Linked DNA regions of Homo sapiens: region 2 is linked to region 1. Evidence: read pairs that join two places in POLR2A ChIA-PET (ENCODE). Cell type or tissue: PC-9. All regions are shown on one strand. Each heading gives the region's core, and the rest is flanking DNA. Links, peaks and the distances in the headings are about the cores only.

Region 1 (5,389 bases), core at 168-5,167:
GAAGGAAAGAGGTCAAGAGACAAAGGGAAGAGAAGGAAGACAGCACTCTGCATCTGTTCCAGTCTCTGGAGGAGCAAACAGCAGCAGTGAGCCCGGTCCAGGCTGCCCGTGTGGACGCGCACCAGTGAGCAGAGCCGGAATCTTTCCAGGCCTCTCATCTCATTTGCACCCTGATGTGCCCATCCGCTGGAGGTGGCCCTACTAAGCGTCAGCTATGCACCAGCCCCACAATCATGCTTTGACCTGTCATTCAGTCTCCACCACAGCCTTACCACTTAGATCACCTTCGGATCACTCTACAGAAAAACGAGCCTCTGAGAGCTTAACTTGCCCAGAATATTTCTGGCCTCATCCAAATGTCAGTGTTTTTTGCTGTACACAGTTGAGTTGCCAGATAAAACACAGAACCTTCAGTTATATATGAATTTCAGATCAACAATAAATACTTTTTAGTATAAGTATGTTCTAAATATCACATGGAACTTATACTAAAAATAAAAACATCTCTATTTCATCAGAAATTCAAGTTTAGCTGGGCTTCTTTATTTGCTAAATCTCCTACTATTTGATCAATCACAGTACCACACTGAAGTACACAGGCCAGAGAGGTATGCATGTTCAGTTCCTCAGACAGCTACTGACATACAAATGGCACCTTCTTCCCTGCCTGAGCCTCCAGAGACATCCAAGACCCTGCGGTTGGCCAGCTGCAGGGCCAAGTACAGTTCTAAGGGAATTTCATTTCCCCTGGAAACTAAGGCGCTTTCTTCCTCCCTTGGCTCTTAGAAGTACCACCCCACGGCCTCGTCCCTGTTCCTGTGACTGACTGCCAATCACCTTTACCAACCCACCCGCCCTATAATTCTGACATGAGTGTCACATTCCCTTGGAGCCACCTGGAAATGTCTGGAAATACCTTTGCCCTAGAGAGTAGTGGTATCACCTAATAGGAGTTATTTGTTTGCTGGTTTGTTTATTTCTTCCTACTTTCCATTTTAATCACCTTTTTATATCAGTCCCAAAGCTTTTGCTTGTTCTTATTATCATGAAACCTTCTTTCTTACCTTTTCTCTATTAGAATTCCTGCAGGCATTTGTTTTATTATCATCCTTTATTCTGTATGTTAAATATATTATATGTGCTCTTTTACTCTTATTCGTGAAAATTAATTAGAACAAATACACAAGCCAGAAACACACTTGTGAGTCCAAGACTTTTGTGATTTATTTGCCATCCCATCCGAAGGCATCTTTGCTTCTATTATCAAATGGTTGCTGAACTTCCTGTGTCTGAGAAGAAACTGGCTTGAGAAAACCAGTGCTTCATTTCTCAGATTCTATTTGATGCAAGAATAGGAGAAACACTGTCAGCCACAAGATCGACAACCTAATCTTTCACTCAACTTGTTGTTGATTAAGACTGTCTTTTACATTAAGTACTGGCCGGGCGCTGTGGCTCACCCCTGTAATCCCAGCACTTGTGGAGACTGAGGTGGACGGATCACAAGGTCAGGAGATCGAGATCATCCTGGCTAACATGGTGAAATCCCGTCTCTACTAAAAAAATACAAAAAAAATTAGCCCAGTGTGGTGGCACATGCCTGTAGTCCCAGCTACTTGGGAGGCTGAGGCAGGAGAATCACTTGAACCCGGGAGGCAGAGGTTGCCGTGAGCCGAGATCACACCACTGCACTCCAGCCTGGGTGACAGAGCGAGACTCCATCTCAAAAAAAAAATTAAGCACCATTTTTAAAAAACAGGGTGGCAGCGAATAAAGCAAATCTCACACAAGATTGTACGTCTCTCTCATCCTCCGACCTCTATGTAACTCTGGAGTTTCAGTAACTGTTTGATGGAAACATGGGGCTGGGTTGTTCTGGGGCAGGCACTGCCTTCTGTGGCCTGTTCAAAAGTCACTTGTGTAGAGAATGTGACTCCTGCCCCGAAGCATCCTATGTCCAGGGATTTTTTCCTTTATCCTAATATGTTACTGAAGCTCTAAGTACCAACGCTGACACCTTCAATGAAACCTTTTAACATTGGACAGTGTGGTGGTTTAAGAGGACATGTGGGGTCAAACGACAGCTCAGCCACTTCCTGGCTGTGTGAAAAACTGAATGGTTTGTATCTGTGTCCCCACACAAATCTCATCTCGAATTGGAATTCCCACATGTGGAGGGAGGGACCTGTAATACCCATGTGTTAAGGGAGGGAGGTGATTGGATCATGGGGGCAGCTCCCCCCCACCCATGCCGTTCTCATAATAGTGAGTGAGTTCTCATGAGATCTAATGGCTTCATAAGTGTTCAGAATCTCCTCCTTCGTTTTTCTCTCTCCTGTCACCTTGTGAAGAAGGTGCCTACTTCCCCTTCCACCATGACTGTAAGTTTCCTGAGGCCTCCCCAAACATGCAGCACTATGAGTCAATCAAACCTCTTTCCTTTATAAATTACCCAGTTTCAGGGATGTTCTTTACAGCAATGTGAAAACAAACTAATACACCAACCTTGGGCAAATTATGTAATTGTGCCTGGTCCCCTCATTGGATGAAATAAGGCCATTAAGACAGAAGTGAGGATTCAAAGAAAGAAGATACACAGAACACTTGGAGTGATGCCTGGCAGATGAGATGTTTAATGAATGTCCATCTTTTTTTTTTTTATCAGAATAATCTCAATCCAATCCTGCTTTCTTCATTATGTAACTCAAACTTTATGAAAAGACATTTAAAGTTAATTTTTCTAGGCCGATATTTTCCTATTGAGGTGATAGGTGTTTTTCCTAGCATAAATTAGTAGCCTAATTGCCCCTACAGCCATATAAATTAAATCATATTAAAATTGGGTGAATAGAATGAAAGAGAACAAACTGAGATTCAAATACATATGTTCTAGGTCTCAACTCTGATAATAACCAGCCTTGGGTCCTCACGCAACCTACTTCGTTTCCTTAGCACTCTCCTTAAGTATATGCAATAAGAAATCACCTTTGCAACTCTTTCCAGCATTAAAATTAAATTCTCTGAAGTGTCAGGATAGGCAGACTATAACTACTCCGTATTTGTTAAGAAAAGATTGTGAGTAATGCAGAGAATGTACACTAAAGAGATTACCTCCATCGAGACCACATTGTTTTTAAAAATAAAAACAAAACTCTGTAATTAGAAACTTAAAGTGGTGACTAAATTGCTCAAAACAACTGGAGAACCACAGGAATGTGTCTGGGAAGCTTGTCCATCAGGTAGTTCATGTTATTTTCATGCCCACATCTAGTAATGCCCACTAGTCTAGTAAGGTCTGGCTGCTGGTGGAAACAGGAGTCAGGGACTCCCCCTGAAACTTATCCTGGGGAATAAAACATCTAAATTTCCACTGGATTTAATGCTGTGTCCCCAACTCCATGTCCAGTGACATCACATAGATAGCTTGAAGTTGACCAGCATTTACACCATAGAAATCCACGAACACCACAACTCAGGGTGTTTCACCTCCACCCATGCCCCAGAGCTGGTTGTTAAACATTTCCCAGCACACCTTATTGGATGTTCAGTTTGGTCCAACTGAACTGTACAAGTTCAAACCACAAACTGGAACCCATCTTGAATTGGTCTTCCTCTTCATGAGATCCTTTATAGGGACTGACTGCTAAATTGAGATAGCACTTATTCTACCTCTCTCAAAATATGTATAAATTATATACAATACATACGGATGACAGATGTATTGTGTATATGTGTGTATGAACATATATTGGAAATTAATAACTATTTTATAGAAGAACAAAGGCCTGGTTTGAAGTGAGAACCAGGACAAATAAATAAAAGATGCTTACTTCAGAGCATATTCAGTTATCTTGCCTATTATATGCTTTGCCTGGCCTCATGCTTAAATCTCTACCTTTCCCTCCATTATTGGCTGATTGGTTTGTTCATTCTTCCTCTCTTTCTTCCTTTCACATTCACTCTCCTCCTTGTTCTGGGAAGAATTTATGATGCATATCTGTATGTTACCTTGTTATAATGTTGATGCACAAGGCTAGCCTTTAAACATGGACAGAACACATGAGCAGAGAGGTAGCAGGGGGCGGGCAGAGATTTCAGACAAAGGCAACAAGATGAAAGCAGGAATCACAACATTAATTTCAAGAAAGAAGTAGTTTAAAGGTATTTAAAGGGCTTTTTAAAACATTAAGCAAGATTAAGACTATATAACAGTCACAAACATGTGTTTCCCCCCAAAAAAAAATTATAGAAGAATTTAACACACTCCTCAGAGAATTAGACATCAATTTTAAAAGGACAAGATAGTATCTCATCATAATGCAATAAAATTAGAAAAATACAATAAAAAGAACAGCAAAAATAGTTTAATTACTTAGGAACCAAAATATATCTTTCTACATAATCATGTTAATAAAATTAGAACTTGAACTTAAAATTAAATACATGTAGAAAGCAATCCAATAATTGCTCTCTAGATATATTTATATGTAGAGATATAGCTAAAGCAGTACTAACTACTTGATCTTAAGAAATTAGAAAAAAGGCTATGAAAATAAAGCCAAAATTTTTTAAAAGTAGAGAGAATCAATAAAGACATTTGCTGAAATTAATAAAAATAAGAAAAAAGTAGTAGAAAATATAAATTTTAAAGGTGATTATTTGGAAAGAATTAAAATAGGTCTCCATGGGTGTGATGGAACATAAACAGGGGGAGCATAAACAGGGGGAGCATAAACAGGGGGAGCATACAGGGGGAGCATACAGGGGGAGCATAAACAGGGGGAGCATACAGGGGGAGCATAAACAGGGGGAGCATAAACAGTGGGAGCATAAACAGGGGGAGCATACAGGGGGAGCATAAACAGGGGGAGCATACAGGGGGAGCATAAACAGGGGGAGCATAAACAGGGGGAGCATAAACAGGGGGAGCATACAGGGAAGAAAAAATACGAATATGGAAGGGATTATAAGAATAATAAGTCAGTAGCATGTGTAACTCTGAGGCAATGAAGTTGAAATCTACAAAAAAATTGTAATTTTCTAGCAAATACAAAATGCCAACATCTCCCCATGAATGAAGAAAAAATTTTAATATATTACTACCATAGGAGACATTTAAAGAATGATTAAAGACCTACCATTGAAAAAGATCCCAGAGTCAGCTGGCTTCAAAGCTAAGTCCTACTAATATTTCTTTACGGTTAATTTTAACGTAATACGTATTTGTGTATGAGAATTTCCCCAACTCATTCTCTAAAATTAATGTGTTCTTAATAACAAAACTTGATAAAAAAATTAGTGTAGTACCTAAGATAACCCTATAAATAAATATCTTTTATGAGTAAAAACTGTGCTAAAATTCTGAATAAAAAATTAACATGAAATTCAG
Region 2 (5,389 bases), core at 205-5,204, 220 kb before region 1:
AGCTCACTGCAAACTCTGCCTCCCAGGTTCAAGCGATTCTCCTGCCTCAGCCCCCTGAGTAGCTGGGATTACAGGCACCTGCCACCATGCCCAGCTAATTTTTGTACTTTTAGTAGAGATGGGATTTCGCCATGTTGGCCAGGCTGGTCTCAAACTCCTGACCCCAGGTGATCCGCCCACCTCCGCCTCCCAAAGTGCTGGGATTACAGGGGTGAGCCACCACGCCTGGCCCAGGTTACTTTTAGTACAAACAGTTATGCCAGACATTTTTAATTTTGTAGCACAAATACTGTGTGCCAGGGACTATCCAAGTATTATTTTTAATCCTTACAACCACCCCATGAGGTTAGGCATTCATATTTTTATTTTAGAAGTGAGGAGACTGAGGCTAGGAGAGAGAAAGTCGCTTGCTCAATTTCATACTGCCTGGAAATGGCAAATTTCAGGGTGAAACCCAAACCCATCTGGTCAAAGTATGGCCCCTGCATGTCACTGGGCTGCTCTGCTCTTTACAAAGAGGCACTGGCTTAAAAGAGGTGCAGTGGAGAAAAACGAAGAAGATTTAAGGCCAAGAAGTAGTCATTCTAACAAAGATGACAGGAACTGGGAACTTTATGTGGAGGCCACAAAATGAAAGATAAGTAAGTAAAATATTTAGTGCCAGAGATGATAACCTGCCAGCCTCAATCTCTTTGAAGACAGAATATGATAAAAAGGGAATAACTTGGGAGGCTGAGGCAGTTGGATCACTTGAGATGAGGAGTTTGAGACCAGCCTGGACAACATGGTAAAACCCTGTCTCTACTGAAAATACAAAAAAATTAGCTGAGCGTTGTGGTGTGTGCCTATAATCCCAGCTGCTCGGGAGGCTGAGGCAAGAGAATCCCTGGAACCCAGGAGGCAGAAGTTGCAGTGAGCTGAGATCAGGCCACTGCACTCCAGCCTGGGCCACCTTCTCAAAAAAGAAAAAAAAAAAAAAAGGAATAACTTTCTGGGGAATTTAGTTAGCTACAAGAAAGAACTTCCTGTGGTTAGGCTGTGGATGCTCTATCCGTTGTCATCATTAAGAACCATGTTTATGGCTGGGCACGGTGGCTCACGCCTGTAATCCCAGCACTTTGGGAGGCTGAGGTGGGCGGATCACGAGATCAGGAGATGGAGACGATCCTGGCTAACACGGTGAAACCCCGTCTCTACTAAAAAAAAAAAAAAAAAAAAATTAGCCGGGCGTGGTGGCGGGCGCCTGTAGTCCCAGGTACTCGGGAGGCTGAGGCAGGAGAATGGCCTGAACCCGGGAGGTGGAGCTTGCAGTGAGCCGAGATCGCGCCACTGCACTCCAGCCTGGGTGACAGAGCAAGACTCCATCTCAAAAAAAAAAAAAAAAAGAACCATGTTTAGTTTAACTTTGGAGAGAAGCTGGGCTATTGGGGGGTGGGGGGAATGGTGGGCTTGGCTGCAAACAGTGTTCATTATTAATCTTACTGAAAAGATGACTTTGGGCAGCATTTGTCATGTCTTGATATTCTCATCTGGAAAAATGAGAGAAATATCCAAGTGGGAAAAAGGATGATTTTGAGGATAGAATAAAATGACACAGGCGAGTGCCTGGTGTGGGATCAGTGTGCATAAAGGCGAGCTCTCTGCCTTCTCATTTTGTAGAAGTTTGCAGGACTTCTTCAGATATCTCTTTCCTTTAAGAGTTAGTTCTAGATTACGTGGAAAGAGAATGAGATTTCTGGCAAAAAAAAATAAATTGTAAAAAGAGAATACAAATAATACAAAAACTGAAGGGAAAATTTAAAAAGTAATCTGTAAAAAGAAGATATAATACATGAAAACTGAAAAGCTAGATGCCACAGACCAGTGACACTGTAGTCCCACCCACAGATGAGGGGACAGAATCCTGCGACTTATTGGAAAGCCCACAGCTGGGCATGTTACCACCTCTCCCACATGGGTTTTGCCTGTGTGCACAGGTGTCTGCACACATCACGACTAGCAGTTTGAGCAGGAGCTTTTGATGTCCTCTTCCGTATCTTGGTATCCCTCTGTCTATGACAGTTTATCTGGCGCTAACCAAGCTACAGTCACCCTAGTAACTTTACTTAATTCAATATTTTGGTGTTTTCTAAACATACAAAACATGTTCTAACAGTGAAGATTCATGATTCAGTGACTCTGCCCCAAAGCTTTAGGCTAACTTTTGCATGTGGCACAAGCTTATGAAGACACAGCTTAGGAGCAGGGTGGGGCTGGCAAGTAAAACCTAATTGGGTATGCTTTATTGAATAGCTTCATTTTGTTTAAAAAGAGGGTTTTAGGCCAGATTATAATGACAGTGATCTATTCAACTTATGTACAAAAGTGTTTCAGGTGGCACTAATAGACTTAAAGCATTTTGCATTCTATATTTAGGGTACTGTTCCTTACAGAGATGCAATCTTAAGCTCAGATTGGGTGCAGCTCTTCTTCTACCGGGATGTGAAGTACAGCAATTCAGTGCTTCAAATATATTGCGGCAGTAACGTTTCTGAGCATTTTGAGTAATTATTATTTCACGGCTGTCATTTCAGTGTTTCTTGGGGTTTTAATTGTTTTACTTTTGGGGTGTTGAATAAACTCAAGCCATGCTCATTGCTGTCCAAAGTTAATCACTGCCAAAATACACCTCAGCATCACATGTCCGCTTGCCCCAGGATGTTGCCAGAAGCATTGAATGTGACCTGCAGACAGAAGTGAGTTAAAAGTTTCCTTTTTTATTTTTTTGTTTTTTACTTTGGGTTCTGGGGTACATGTGCAGAATGTGCAGGTTTGTTACACAGGTATACATGTGCCATGGTGGTTTGTTGCACCCATCAACCCATCATCTAGGTTTTAAACCCCACATGGCATTAGATGTTTGTCCTAATGCTCTCCTCCCCTTGCCCTCAACCCCCTACAGGCCCCCGTGTGTTATGTTCCCCTCCCTGTGTCCATGTGTTCTCATTGTTCAACTCCCACTTATGAGTGAGAACATGTGGTGTTTGGTTTTCTGTTCCTGTGTTAGTTTGCTGAGAATGATGGTTTCCAGCATCATCCATGTCCCTGCAAAGGACATAAACTCAATCTTTTTTATGGCTGCATAGTATTCCATGGTGTGTATGTGCCATATTTTCTTTATCCAATCTATCACTGATGGGCATTTGAGTTGATTCCAAGTCTTTGCAATTGTAAATAGTGCTGCAATAAACATACGTGTGCATGTGTCTTTATAGTAGAATGATTTATAGTCCTTTGGGTATATACCCATTAATGGGATTGCTGGGTTAAATGGTATTTCTGGTTCTAGGTCTTTGAAGAATTGCCACACTGTCTTCCACAATGGTTGAACTAATTTACACTCCCACCAACAGTGTAAAAGTGTTCCTATTTCTCCACATCATCTCCAGTATCTGTTGTTTCCTGACTTTTTAATGATTGCCATTCTAACTGGCATGAGATGGTATCTCATTGTGGTTTTAATTTTCATTCCTCTGATGACCGGTGACGAGGGGCTTTTATTCATGTGTTTTTTGGCCTCATAAATGTCTTCTTTTGAGAAGTCTCTGTTCATATCCTCACCCACTTTTTGAGGGGTTGTTTTTTCTTGTAAATTTGTTTAAGTTCCTTGTAAATTCTGGATATTAGACCTTTGTCAAATGGATAGATTGCAAAAATTTTCTCCCATTCTGTAGATTTCCTGTTCACTCTGATGATAGTTTCTCTTGCTGTGCAGGAGCTCTTTAGTTTAATTAGATCCCATTTGTCAATTTTGGCTTTCGTTGCAAATGTTTTTGGCGTTTTAGTCATGAAGTCTTTGCCCATGCCTGTGTCCTGAATGGTATTGCCTAGGTTTTCTTCTAGGGTTTTTTATGGTTTTAGGTTTTACATTAAAGTCTTTAATCCATCTTGAGTTAATTTTTCTATAAGGTATAAGGAAAGGGTCCAGTTTCTGTTTTCTGCATATGGCTAGCCAGTTTTCCCAGCATCATTTGTTAAATAGGGAATTCTTTCCCCATTGCTGGTTTTTGTCAGGTTTGTTGAAGATCAGATGGTTTATAAATGTGTGGTGTTATTTCTGAGGCCTCTGTTCTGTTCCATTGGTCTACATATCTGTTTTGGCACCAGTACCATGTGGTTTTGGTTACTGTAGCCTTGTAGTATAGTTTGAAGTCAGGTAGGGTGATGCCTCCAGCTTTGTTCTTTTTGCTTAGGATTCTCTTGGCTATATGGGCTCTCTTTTGGTTCCATATGAAATTTAAAGTAGTTTTTTGTAGTTCTGTGAAGAAAGTCAGTAGTAGCTTGATGGGAATAGCATTGAATCTATAAATTACTTTGAGTAGTATGGCCATTTTCACGATATTGATTCTTCCTATCCATGAGCATGAAATTTTTTTCCATTTGTTTGCATCCTCTCTTATTTCCTTGAGCAGTGGTTTGTAGTTCTCCTTGAAGAGATCCTTCATGTCCCTTGTAAGTTGTATTCCTAGGTACTTTATTCTCTTTGTAGCAATTTTGAATGGGAGTTCACTCATGATTTGGCTCTCTGTTTGTCTATTATTGGTGTATAGAAATGCTTGTAATTTTTGCACCTTGATTTTGTATCCTGAACCTTTGCTGAAGTTGCTTATCAGCTTAAGGAGTTTTTGGGCTGAGATGATGGGGTTTTCTAAATATACAATCATGTCATCTGCAAACAGAGACAATTTGACTTCCTCTCTTCCTATCTGAATACCCTTTATTTCTTTCTCTTGCCTGATTGTCCTGGCCAGAACTTCAACTTCTATGTTAAATAGGAGTGGTAAGAGAGGGCATCCTTGTCTTGTGCCAGTTTTCAAAAGGAATGCTTCCAGCTTTTGCCCATTCAGTATGATAATGGCTGTGGGTTTGTCATAAATAGCTCTTATTATCTTGAGATATGTTCCATCAGTATCTAGTTTATAGCGAGTTTTTAGCACGAGGAGGTGTTGAATTTTATCGAAGGCCTTTTCTACATCTATTGAGATAATCATGTGCTTTTGGTCATTGGTTCTGTTTATGTGATAGATTACATTTAGTGATTTGTAAATGTTGAACCAGCCTTGCATCTCAGGGATGAAGCCAACTTGATCGTAGTGGATAAGCTTTTTGATGTGCTGCTGGATTCAGTTTGCCAGTATTTTATTGAGGATTTTCACACTGATGTTCATCAGGGATATTGGCCTGAAATTTTCTTTTTTTGCTGTGTTTCTGCCAGGTTTTGGTATCAGGTTGATGCTGGCCTCATAAAATGAGTTAGGGATGAGTCCCTCTTTTTCTATTGCTTGGAATAGTTTCAGAAGGAATGGTACCAGCTCTTCTTTGTACCTCTGGTAGAATTTGGTTGTGAATT

Evidence for each region. Peaks named below come from ENCODE experiments on the same cell type or tissue, not always from the same donor. Only the 100,000 strongest peaks of a DNase experiment are listed, where the experiment ranks them.
Region 2: POLR2A ChIA-PET joins it to region 1 with 7 read pairs; 2 of 35 experiments call an interaction of 5 or more read pairs at or near these places.

Annotation. Positions count from the first base shown.
Region 1 is chr6:1,205,894-1,211,282 of GRCh38, forward strand. No RefSeq gene overlaps it. Among named protein-coding and RNA genes, the nearest start is that of FOXQ1, 100 kb to the right of the region's middle. In PC-9, for the core only: no CTCF peak of the experiment used is centred there; a DNase peak (open chromatin) is centred at 3,168; H3K27ac peaks cover 914 bases.
Region 2 is chr6:982,276-987,664 of GRCh38, forward strand. All of the region lies in intron 2 of LINC01622 (long intergenic non-protein coding RNA 1622), which reads right to left. Among named protein-coding and RNA genes, the nearest start is that of LINC01622, 120 kb to the right of the region's middle. In PC-9, for the core only: no CTCF peak of the experiment used is centred there; no DNase peak of the experiment used is centred there.